2 separate regions of the Homo sapiens genome follow, and region 2 is linked to region 1. A link is an interaction called in ENCODE POLR2A ChIA-PET data of the cell type or tissue named here. Cell type or tissue: PC-3. All regions are shown on one strand. Links, peaks and the distances in the headings refer to the core of each region. The heading gives the core; the rest is flanking DNA. Region 1 has its middle 12 kb from the start of LUM. Region 2 has its middle 61 kb from the start of DCN.

Region 1 (5,393 bases), core at 65-5,064:
TTTTACAGAAATAGGAAATAATTTCTAAAATTTGCATAGAACTAATCAAGATCCCAAATATCCAAGGCAATGTTGAGCAAAAAGTTAGAGGTCTCACACTATTTGACTTTAAATCTACAGCAACCAAAAGAAAATGGTATTGGCATAAAAATATACACATAGGGCAAGGAAGCTGAATAGAGAGCCCCAAAGTAAATCCATGATATTATGGTCAGTTAAGTTTCAACAAAGTTGCCATGAACACAAAATGGGGAAAGAAGACTCTTCTTAATAGTGTTGAGAAAACTGAATATTCACATATAGAAGAATGAGATTGGATCCTTAGTTCATACCATACAAAAAATCAACTCAGAATGGATTGAAGATTTAAACATAAGACCTGAAATTATAAATCTACTGGAAGCACACACAGGATTGAAAAGCTCCTTGACATTAGTCTCAGCGAATATTTTTAGGATATGAACTTAAAAGCACTGGCAATAAAAGCAAAAACAGGCAATAGATATTACATCAAATTAAAAACCTTCAGCCCAGCAAAGGTAACAATCAATAGTGTGAAGAGACAACCTATGAAATGGGAGAAAAGATGTCCAAGCCATACATCTTATAAGGAGTTATCCAAAATATAACGTACAATACAATAGCAAGGAAACACATAACCCAATTAAAACATGGGCAAAGAATCTGAATAGACATTTCCAAAACAAAGACATACAAATGACCGGCAGGTATATTAAAAAATGATTAACATCACTAATCATCAGAGGATTGCAAAGTAAAACCACAATGAGATATTGCCTCGTGTCTGTTACAATGGCTATTATCGAAAAGTTGAAAGATAAGTGTTTGCAAAGATGTGGAGAAAAGGGAACCCTTACACACTGTTGGTGAGAATGTAAGTTACCACGGCCATGACAGAGAACAGTAAGAGGCTTCCCAAAAAATTAAAAGTAGAACTAACCTATGATCCAGCAATGGCACTTCTGGGTATATACCAAAGTAATTGAAATTAGTATTTCACAGAGTTATCTGCACTCCCCTGTTCATTGCAGCATTATTCAAAATAGCCAAGATATGGAATCAATGTAAGGGTTCCTTCATGTATAAATGGATACAAATGTGGTGTATATACAGATGGTCCTCAACTTAGAATAGTTCGGTTTATGATTTTTTGACTTTATGATGGTGCAAAAGTGATAACACATTCAGTAGAAACCATATTTCGAGTATACAATCACACAATTGTAACCTTCAGTACATTATTCAATAAATTACATGAGATATTCAATACTTTGTTATAAAATAGGCTTTATGTTAGAAGATTTTTGTCTAACTGTAGCTAATGTGAGTGCTTTGAGCATATTTAAGATAAGTTGTGCTAGATATGATGTTCCATAGGTTAGGTGTATTCAATGTGTTTTTGACATATATTTTCAACTCATGACAGGTTAACTGGGACATAACACCATCATAAGTCAAGGAACATCTGCATATACAGTAGATTACCATTTAACCATAAAAAAAGGAAGTCCTATTTTTGGAATAACAGACAAAAGTGGAGAACATTCTGCTAAGTGAAATAAACCAAGCACAAAAAGAAATGTACTGCATGATGTCACTTATATGTGGAATCTAAAACAAGTCAAACTCATAGAAGCAGAAAGAGTAGAATGGTGGCTACCAGGAGCTGAGGGTGAGGGCTGGGTAGATGGGAAAATGTTGGTTAAAGGGTACAAAGTTTCAATTAGACAGGATAAATAAGCATGGGAGATTTATGGTGTATGGTAACTGCAGTTAATAATAGTGTATTGTACATTTGAAAGTTGCTAATAAAAGCAGATCTTAAATGTTCTCACAATAGAAAATTATAGGAATGTGAGGTAATGTGCTTGTTAATTAGCTTTAACCATTTCACAGTGGATACACATATCAAAGCATCATGTTGTCCACTGTAAAGATATACAATTTTTATTTGTCAAGTACACTTTAATGAAAAAATATATTTAATAGATAGATGTTTGTAGATAATTCCATGGATTAAAGTAAATTGCAATGTTTTGTGTAATGTTAAAGGGAGTAAAGCAGAAGCAATTGTGCTGGAGCTCACCAGGAGAGGCCCGCCTCATGACTGACCTTTGTAACTTGTTCCTTCCAACCACAGCTTCATTCCATTAATGCTACTCAGCAACCACGTCTGGAAAACTTACTTCCAGGCCCTGTGTTTTGTCAGGGCTAAGATGAGGAAATTTACAAACACACATGTAAACACATCTAAGCCCCCCTTAATGCCACGGGGGGTTACTAAGTTATAATATACACTCTGAGAACAGAGATCTGGTCTCAAATGAGAGTTACAACACTTCAAATCATGTCTGATCCTACACCCAGGTTTTTTTCCATGCCTAAGTAGAAATGTACCTTATAACTATTATTTGAGCTAAAATAATCCTTAAAGAACATTCCTTGAATTATCTAATGTATTGTAACATTTAAATTAATGTCCAAATATATGTTATAATGACAGTTAGGTCTGCTCCCCACAAGTCTTTCCTTATCACCCAAAAAAATCACCACTCCCTCCATTTCTTCATAGTCCTTCAGGTCATTTATTTCTTCATAGCGCTTATCACTACTGTCATCATGTCATAGACTGTGTGTTTATCTGCTGATTGAATCCCCTATAAATGTCAACTTTGTTAGGATAAAGATTTGCCGGTCTTGTTCACTACAGTGTCTCCAGCACCTAAGCCATTTCTGGAGTATAGTAGAAGCTTTATTTTTTAAAAAGTTAAATGAATTAATGGAAAAGGTACAGATGGATGAACAATGAATGAAGGGAGTTGTTAAAAAAACTTTGATAAATGATTTTTATTTTTTAACAGATGTTTGTTTTATAATAAAGGATATTAATTCTACTTGAGAAAGTTCAGAGGAGGTATTCTGCTGAAGGGTTAGAGTAGCTTAAGACGAGTCTTAAAAGATGTTTATGTGTTTCCAAGTGAAAGGGGCATGAGGGGATTCCAGGAAGAAAGGCGTTTTCATAGACACCAGAGCAAATGCAGCTGCAAATTAGTAAGTATGGTTGAAACAGTTCAAGCAACTTAATGTAGTGCATGATGAAGTCTGACAAAACCTGGTAAGAGATAAGTCTAGAGAAGTAACTAAGGACTAAATTGCAAAGGACCTTTGAAAACTGCAAAGGACCTTTGGTGTCCTGGAATGCCTTTTGTGCTGCTCTGAGGAGCCTGGATCACATCCTGAAAGCAATGGTACATCACTGAACAGTTTTAAACAGATAAATAATATGGGACCAGGTTTATATGTCAGAAAACTTGCTCTAATAACGCACTTGATGATTAAGTTAGGCAAAACATGAGGATTTTCAGAAATCTAAGTGAAAATTCAGGAAGTCTTGAAATAAAGACTTGGCAGTGAGGCTAGAGAGGGGCTTATTTGAAATACAATCCATAGGGTAAAGTTACTACTAAGGCTCTTGAATATTTTTAGAACATACATTTTAAAAAATAGAACATCAGGTGCATTGTAAGGGGACAAGACACAAATATAGATGGTACTCTTTGGGCCAATCCAAATTTTAAAGCTACTAGAAGAAGTGACATTTTAGGGCTATCAAAGTGAGATTAGGATGAATGCGTGAGACCTCACTTATTTATGTTGCTGACATTTCTATTTTTTTTTTCATGTGTTGTATTGCAATTTGTTATATCTTATCTGGAAACAAAATCTATTGAATATGTGTGTAAAAACAATATAATTTGCTAGACATTTTTAATGCATTTTGATTCATTTCATATATTTCAAAAAAACAAGACTTTTTTTTATAACATTGCCATTTTTATATATATTTTTACTTCTGGTAGTAAAATTACTTTGCAGTTCCCTTTAAATAAAATGAGAACTTCCTTTTACTTGTGAGTGAATGTTAAGTATTTATGATGGTTTTAAAATCCAACCAAAGAAAAGTCTAAGGCTATCATTATGATAAAATTACAACTATAGAAAAACCGGAACCCAAACTTAAAAGATCACAAGGAAAAAAAAAACTCTTAGTCTTTTTGAAAACCAACCTTTTAAACTCTTCAGGATTTCTAAAAACATAGCTATTACCGGTTGGAGAACTTTTAACTGAGAAATCAACATTCCTCTTGCTCATTTAGTGGTCTATTATTCATCTGTATTTTTTGTACTTATTAGGGCATGATAATTCCTCACAAACCTCAAAGCCTGAGTACATTATAGCTCTCCTTCACCATAAAGGCACCAGTTAACCCTAATTTTTGTCTTGAGAACAAAAAGGAACTTTCCTTATTTTTCCATTTTCTCCCCACAGTAAGGGATTACAGTTAAGGTTCTAATGCATCAGTCTTGGGAAAGAAAGAATTTATATGCATTATTGCTTTAATCCACTCATGGAGGACTTTATCCGCTTTATCCAAAAGGAGATAAAATCAAGATCACTATTGTTAGTGAGACAGTTGAGAGAATCTCTTGCCTTAAATTCAACCTGCTGTTGACATTCCCCATGGGTACCTTCTTAAAAATTTCATCAAAGTGAACCCTTAGCCATTTCTCTTGATAGAATACCAGTTGGACAACTCTGAAGGGAAAAGGAACTTAGGTGGGTAAGAAGTGTTATAAAGCCACTCTCAAGCAAGTTTCATGGCAGAAGTGTCTCATGCTATCTTAATGAAAGATGTATCTGCATTCCTTGCTTATGGATGAAGAAGTAGAGGGCTAGAGAGCTTAAATTAGTTAGAATATAGAAAAAAAAAATATTTATTCTCATAGATAGATAGATACATAGATAGATAGATAGATGATAGATAGATATGCTGTGAAAAGCAGGCTACTTTCTATTCTGCCTCCCTAGAAAAGAGTACTTTTCTGCTTTTTAATTATTTGTGATTTCAGTAACTTAATCATAGTATCACACTAAGTCGGTGTTTTGAAAAATATGCAACACTGAGCACCGGTATAAGAATCACCCGTGGATGCGCTTTAAAAATGCAAAATCCTATGTTGCACAATTCATTACGTCTGTATATCTGGGGCATGTCTGGTAACCTGGATGTAGAAATACACCCTTACAGGCTGGTTATATACTTACCATTTTGAAAAACACTACCCTAAATAGGGTGAGGATGGAGAGATGAGGAGAAAGCTGATAAAAGTTTCACCAGATTTTCTTCCCTCAGCACCTCACTAGGGCTGCCCAGTGAGTGAAGGAGTAAGTGGGAATCTTCTCTTCTCCAGCTTTGCCCTGAAAAGATGAAGTCTTCCCTCTAAAAAGAGGAGTTGTTCCTAAACAGGGTATATTCCTTTCCCAGATGCTTCTACAACAAAGTGTCACTAAGTGCTTAACTTTGTCTTTG
Region 2 (5,393 bases), core at 104-5,103, 140 kb after region 1:
GGGCACCACTGATCCAGACCATATGTTCTACTCAGCTTAAATGTGATATGGGCTGCTGTTTCCATTGTGCTGTGCCTTGAGAAACATCAGGTTTCCATTCCAATTTCCTTATATATTTTCCAGTGCTTACAAGTACAAAGAATAATTGCTTTGGAATTTTTTCTGAAGCTCTCCCGTTTGCTTTCCTATCTTCAAGATATCTCTAAATTCATCCCTTCCTGATACAGGAGCATATATCTTGTTTTATAGTGCATCAGAGAAGATTCCTTTACTTCCTAGAACATTACAAGGTTGAATATTTCTTTATGCAGTTCAATACAGCGTGGAATATCATAATGCAGGGATTAGTAAACTTTTTCTGTAAAAAAATATTTTAGGCTTTGTTACCTCATATAGTCTCTGGTGGGACTAGTCAACTATTTGAATGTCATGCAAGTTTCACATGTCATCAAACATTATTTTTTAATTTTTTATACCTCTAAGTGGTTAAATATATTACAATCATTCTTAGCTCATGGGTCATACAACAAAAGCCTAAGACTATATATTTTCTTGAGTCGTAGTTTGCCAACCTCTGATCTGGTGCATTGGTTAGAAACCGAAAGACTGAAATTAGCCATTCTTGATTAGAACGAAAATTCCACCATTTATTGTACAGCCTTAGGCAAAAAGCAAAAAAAAAAAAAAAACAAACAAAAAAAAAACTCTTGAGCCTTAATGTATCCTTTTTTAAAGGCACGACAATGCCTATTTAATAATGTTAAGAGTTAAATAAATTTAAGTTCTTAACATGTACTCATTGAAGTCACTTTATTGTTGTGCTAAAATGTTTTCAGGTAGAGAAGTAAATCTGTGTCACCTTGTTTCTTTCTCTGTGTAAACAGACAATAGCCAATTCCTACCTTTGGTTAACAACTTTCAACAAAACTTGAAGCTTCTTCCTGTCATTCTCTTTTCTGCCTCAAACCATGCTGATTCTTCTAGCTTTCACTTAAAGAGATGTTTTTCTCCAACTCTTTAATAATAATCTGAGATTCTTTCAAACCCTCTGAAATGTTTCATATTCCTCTGAAATTATGGTGCCAAGAACAGACTGAGTTTTATGACAAAGTCTGCAGCCATGTATTCAAAGTTTTTGCATAACCACATGAAACATTCCCAGAGTAAGCATCTCTGATTAATATTTTCTGAAAATATGAGTATCATACCTAACAATTTCTCTTTTCCGGGGGTAAGGTGCTTTGCATATTATTAAATATTCATCTCGCTATTTATGATTGTAGTGGTATTTACTGTTTTATTTAATTCAAAGTCCTGTTGATGTTTTACAGGCTATACTGTTTGATTTCGTATTTCTTCAATGACTTACCTCAGCCATAATCTTAAGAACTGCCCTTTAGATGGGGTGGCAAGATGGCCAAATAGGAACAGCTCAGGTCTGCAGCTACCAGCGAGATCAACGCAGAAGGTGGGTGATTTCTGCATTTCCAATTGAGGTACTCAGCTTATCTCACTGGGACTGGTTAGACAGTGGGTGCAGCCCATGGAGGGTATGCCGAAGCAGGGTGGGGCATCACCTCACCCAGGAAGTGCAAGGGGTTGTGGAACTCCCTCCGCTAGCCAAGGGAAGCCGTGAGGGACCATGCCCTGAGGAATGGTGCATTCCAGCCCAGATACTATGCTTTTGTTCTCAACCTGCAGCAGGAGATTCCCTCAGGTGCCTACACCACCCGGGCCCTGGGTTTCAAGTACAAAACTAGGCGGCCATTTGGGCAGACACCGAGCTAGCTGCAGGAGTTTTTTTTTCATACCCCAGTGGTGCCTGGAACTACAGCGAGACAGAACCCTTCACTCCTCTGGAAAGGGGGCTGAAGCCAGGGAGCCAAGTGTTCTAGCTCAGCGTATCACACCCCCATGGAGCCCAGCAAACTAAAATCCACTGGCTTGAAATTCTTGCTCCCAGGAGAGCAGTCTGAAGTCAACCTGGGATGCCAAGCTTGGTGACGGGAGGGGTGTGAGCCATTACTGAGGCTGGAGTAGACGGTTTTCCCCTCACAATGTAAACAAACCGGCTGCGAAGTTCAAATTGGGTGGAGCCCACCTCTGCAAAGCGGCTGTAGCCAGACTGCCTCTCTAGATTCCTCCTCTCTGGGCAGGGTATCTCTGAAAGAAAGGCAGCAGCCCCAGTCAGGGACTTAGAGATAAAACTCCCATCTCCCTGGGACAGAGCACCTGGGGGAAGGGGCAACTGTGGGCGCAGCTTCAGCAGACTTAAATGTTCCTGTCTTCAGCCTCTGAAGAGAGCAGCAGATCTCCTAGCACAGTGCTCGAGCTCTGCTAAGGGACAGACTGCCTCCTCAAGTGGGTCCCTGACCCCTGTGCCTCCTGACTGGGAGACACCTCCAAGCAGAGGTCGACAGACACCTCATACAGGAGAGTTCCGGCTGGCATCTGGTGGGTGCCCCTCTGGGATGAAGCTTTCAGGGGAAGGAAGAGGCAGCAATCTTTGCTCTTCTGCAGCCTCTGCTGGTGATACTTGGACAAACAGGGTCTGAAGTGGACCTTCAGTAAACTCCAGCAGACCTGCACCAGAGGGGCGGCCTGACTGTTAGGAGGAAAACTAACAAACAAAAAGGAATATCGTCAACATCAACAAAAAGGATGTCCACACAAAAACCCCATCCGAAGATCACCAACATCAAAGACCAAAGGTAGATAAATCCACCAAGATGATGAAAAACCAGTGCAAAAAGGCTGAAAATTCCAAAAACCAGAACGCTTCTTCTCCAAAGGATCACAGCTCATCTCCAGTAAGAGAACCAAACTGGACAGAGAAAGAGTTTGATGAATTGACAGAAGTAGGCTTCAGAAGGTGGGTAATAACAAACTCCTCTGAGCTAAAGGAGCATGTTCTAACCCAATGCAAGGAAGCTAAGAGCCTTGAAAAAAGGTTAGAGGAATTACTAACTAGAATATTCAGTTTAAAGAAAAACATAATGACTTGATGGAGCTGAAAAGCACAGCACAAGAACTTCAGGAGGCATACACAAGTGTCAATAGCCGAATCAATCACGGGGAAAAAAGGATATCACAGATTGAAGATCAACTTAATGAAATAAAGCAAGAAGAAAAGATTAGAGGAAAAATAATAAAAAGGGACAAACAAAGCCTTCAAGAAATATGGGACAATGTGGAAAGACCAAACCTATGTTTGATTGGTGTACCTGAAAGTGATGGGGTGAATGGAATCAAACTGGAAAACACTCTCTTCAGGATATTATCCAGGAGATCTTCCCCAACCTAGCAAGACAGGCCAACGTTCACATTTGGGAAATACAGAGAACACCACTAAGATACTACCAGAGAAGAGCAACCCCAAGACACATAATCATCAGATGCACTAAGGTTGAAGTGAAGGAAAAAATGTTAAGGGCAGCCAGAGAGAAAGGTCGGGTTATCCAAAAAGGGAAGGCCATCAGACTAACAGCGGATCTCTCAGCAGAAACTCTACAAGCCAGAAGAGAGAGGGGGCCAATGTTCAATATTATTAAAAAAAAAATTTAATCCAGAATTTTATAACCAGCCAAACTAAGCTTCATAAGCAAAGGAGAAATACAAATTTTTACAGAAAAGCAAATGCTGAGAGGTTTTGTCACCACCAGACCTGCCTTACAAGAGCTCCTGAAGGAAGCACTAAATATGGAAAGGAAAAACCAGCACCAGCCACTGCAAAAACATACCAAATTGTAAAGAACATTGACACTATGAAGAAACTGCAACAACCAACAGGCAAAATAACCAGCTAGCATCACGACAGGACCAAATTCACAAATAATGATATTAACCTTAAATGTAAATGGGCTAAATGCCCAAATTAAAAGACACAGACTGGCAAATTGGATGAAGAGTCAAGACTCATTGGTGTGCTGTATTCAGGAGACCCATATCACATGCAAAGGCACACATAGGTTCAAAATAAAGGGATGGAGGAATATTTACCAAGCAAATGGAAAGCAAAAAAGTGCAGGGGTTGCAAAAAAAGAAATCAAAGACCTAAATAAATGATGAGAGCTACTATGTTAATGAACTGTGATTCAAGATATGAACAATCTTCTAATTGATCTATATGTTTAATGCAATTTCCAGCAAGATTTGTATAGACATAATCAAGCTTATTCTAAAGTTTATATGGAAACACACAGATTCAAGAATAGTTAAAACAATCTTGACAAAAAATACAATGGAAGGAATTACTCTACCTTGGAACCAACCCAAATGCCCATCAGTGTTAGACTGGATAAAGAAAATGTGGCACATATACACCATGGAATACTGTGCAGCCATAAAAAGGATGAGTTCATGTCCTTTGCAGGGGCATGGATGAAGCTGGAAACTATCATTCTCAGCAAACTAACACAGGAACAGAAAACCAAACACCGCATATTCTCACTCATAAGTAGGAGCTGAACAATGAGAACACATGGACAAAGGGAGGGGAACATTACACACCGGGCCCTGTTGGGGTTTGGAGGGTAGGGGAGAGACAACATTAGGATAAATACCTAATGTAGATGATGGGTTGATGGGTGTAGCAAACCACCATGGCACACGTATACCTATATAACAAATCTGCATGTTCTACACATGTATCTCAGAACTTAAAGTATAATTTTAAAAACATTTTGCAAATAAAAAACAACTGCCATTTTACTTGTTTCTTTTGATTTTTAATTATAAACATTTATAATTTATAAATTATCACTTGTAAGGATACCTCTGATTGTACTTTTATAACAATATCTACCTTCCTCTACCTGTCCCCCCATTCATAACACCTGGGCATCTACTAATCTGTTCTTTGTCTCTACCATTTTGTCAATTCAAGAATGTTATATCAATGAAATCATATATTTCAGCATTGGCTTTTTTTACAGAGCACAATTTCCTTGAGATTTATCTGAGTTGCTTTGTATCAATAATATAGTTTGTGTCTTTATTGCTGAGTAATGTTTCATGGTACGGTTGTATCAAGCTTGTTTATTCAACAGTTGAAGAACATTTGGATTGCTTCCAGTTTTTTTGCTATTATTAACAAAACTACTGTGAACATTCATATACATATTATTGTGAGCATTACTCTTCATTTCTCTAGAATATACACCCAAGGATTCAATTGCTGGGTCACGAAGTAACTATATATATTTAGTTTTATAAGCAAATGCTAAACTGCTCCCCAGAATGGCTGTACCATCTCACATTCCCAGCAACAATGTATGAGTGAGCTAATTTGTATGTCTCCTGACCAGCATTTGGTGTTGTAACTATTTTTCATTTTATTCATTCTGATAGTCCTGTAGTAATGTCTCATTGTGATTTTAATTTGAATGTCCTTA

The links. ChIA-PET counts read pairs that join two places held together with the same protein. Peaks named below come from ENCODE experiments on the same cell type or tissue, not always from the same donor. Only the 100,000 strongest peaks of a DNase experiment are listed, where the experiment ranks them.
Region 2: POLR2A ChIA-PET joins it to region 1 with 7 read pairs; 2 of 35 experiments call an interaction of 5 or more read pairs at or near these places.

What each region holds. Positions count from the first base shown.
Region 1 is chr12:91,096,940-91,102,332 of GRCh38, forward strand. No RefSeq gene overlaps it. Among named protein-coding and RNA genes, the nearest start is that of LUM, 12 kb to the right of the region's middle. In PC-3, for the core only: no CTCF peak of the experiment used is centred there; a DNase peak (open chromatin) is centred at 2,172.
Region 2 is chr12:91,240,865-91,246,257 of GRCh38, forward strand. No RefSeq gene overlaps it. Among named protein-coding and RNA genes, the nearest start is that of DCN, 61 kb to the left of the region's middle. In PC-3, for the core only: a CTCF peak has its summit at 2,525; no DNase peak of the experiment used is centred there; H3K27me3 peaks cover 1,032 bases.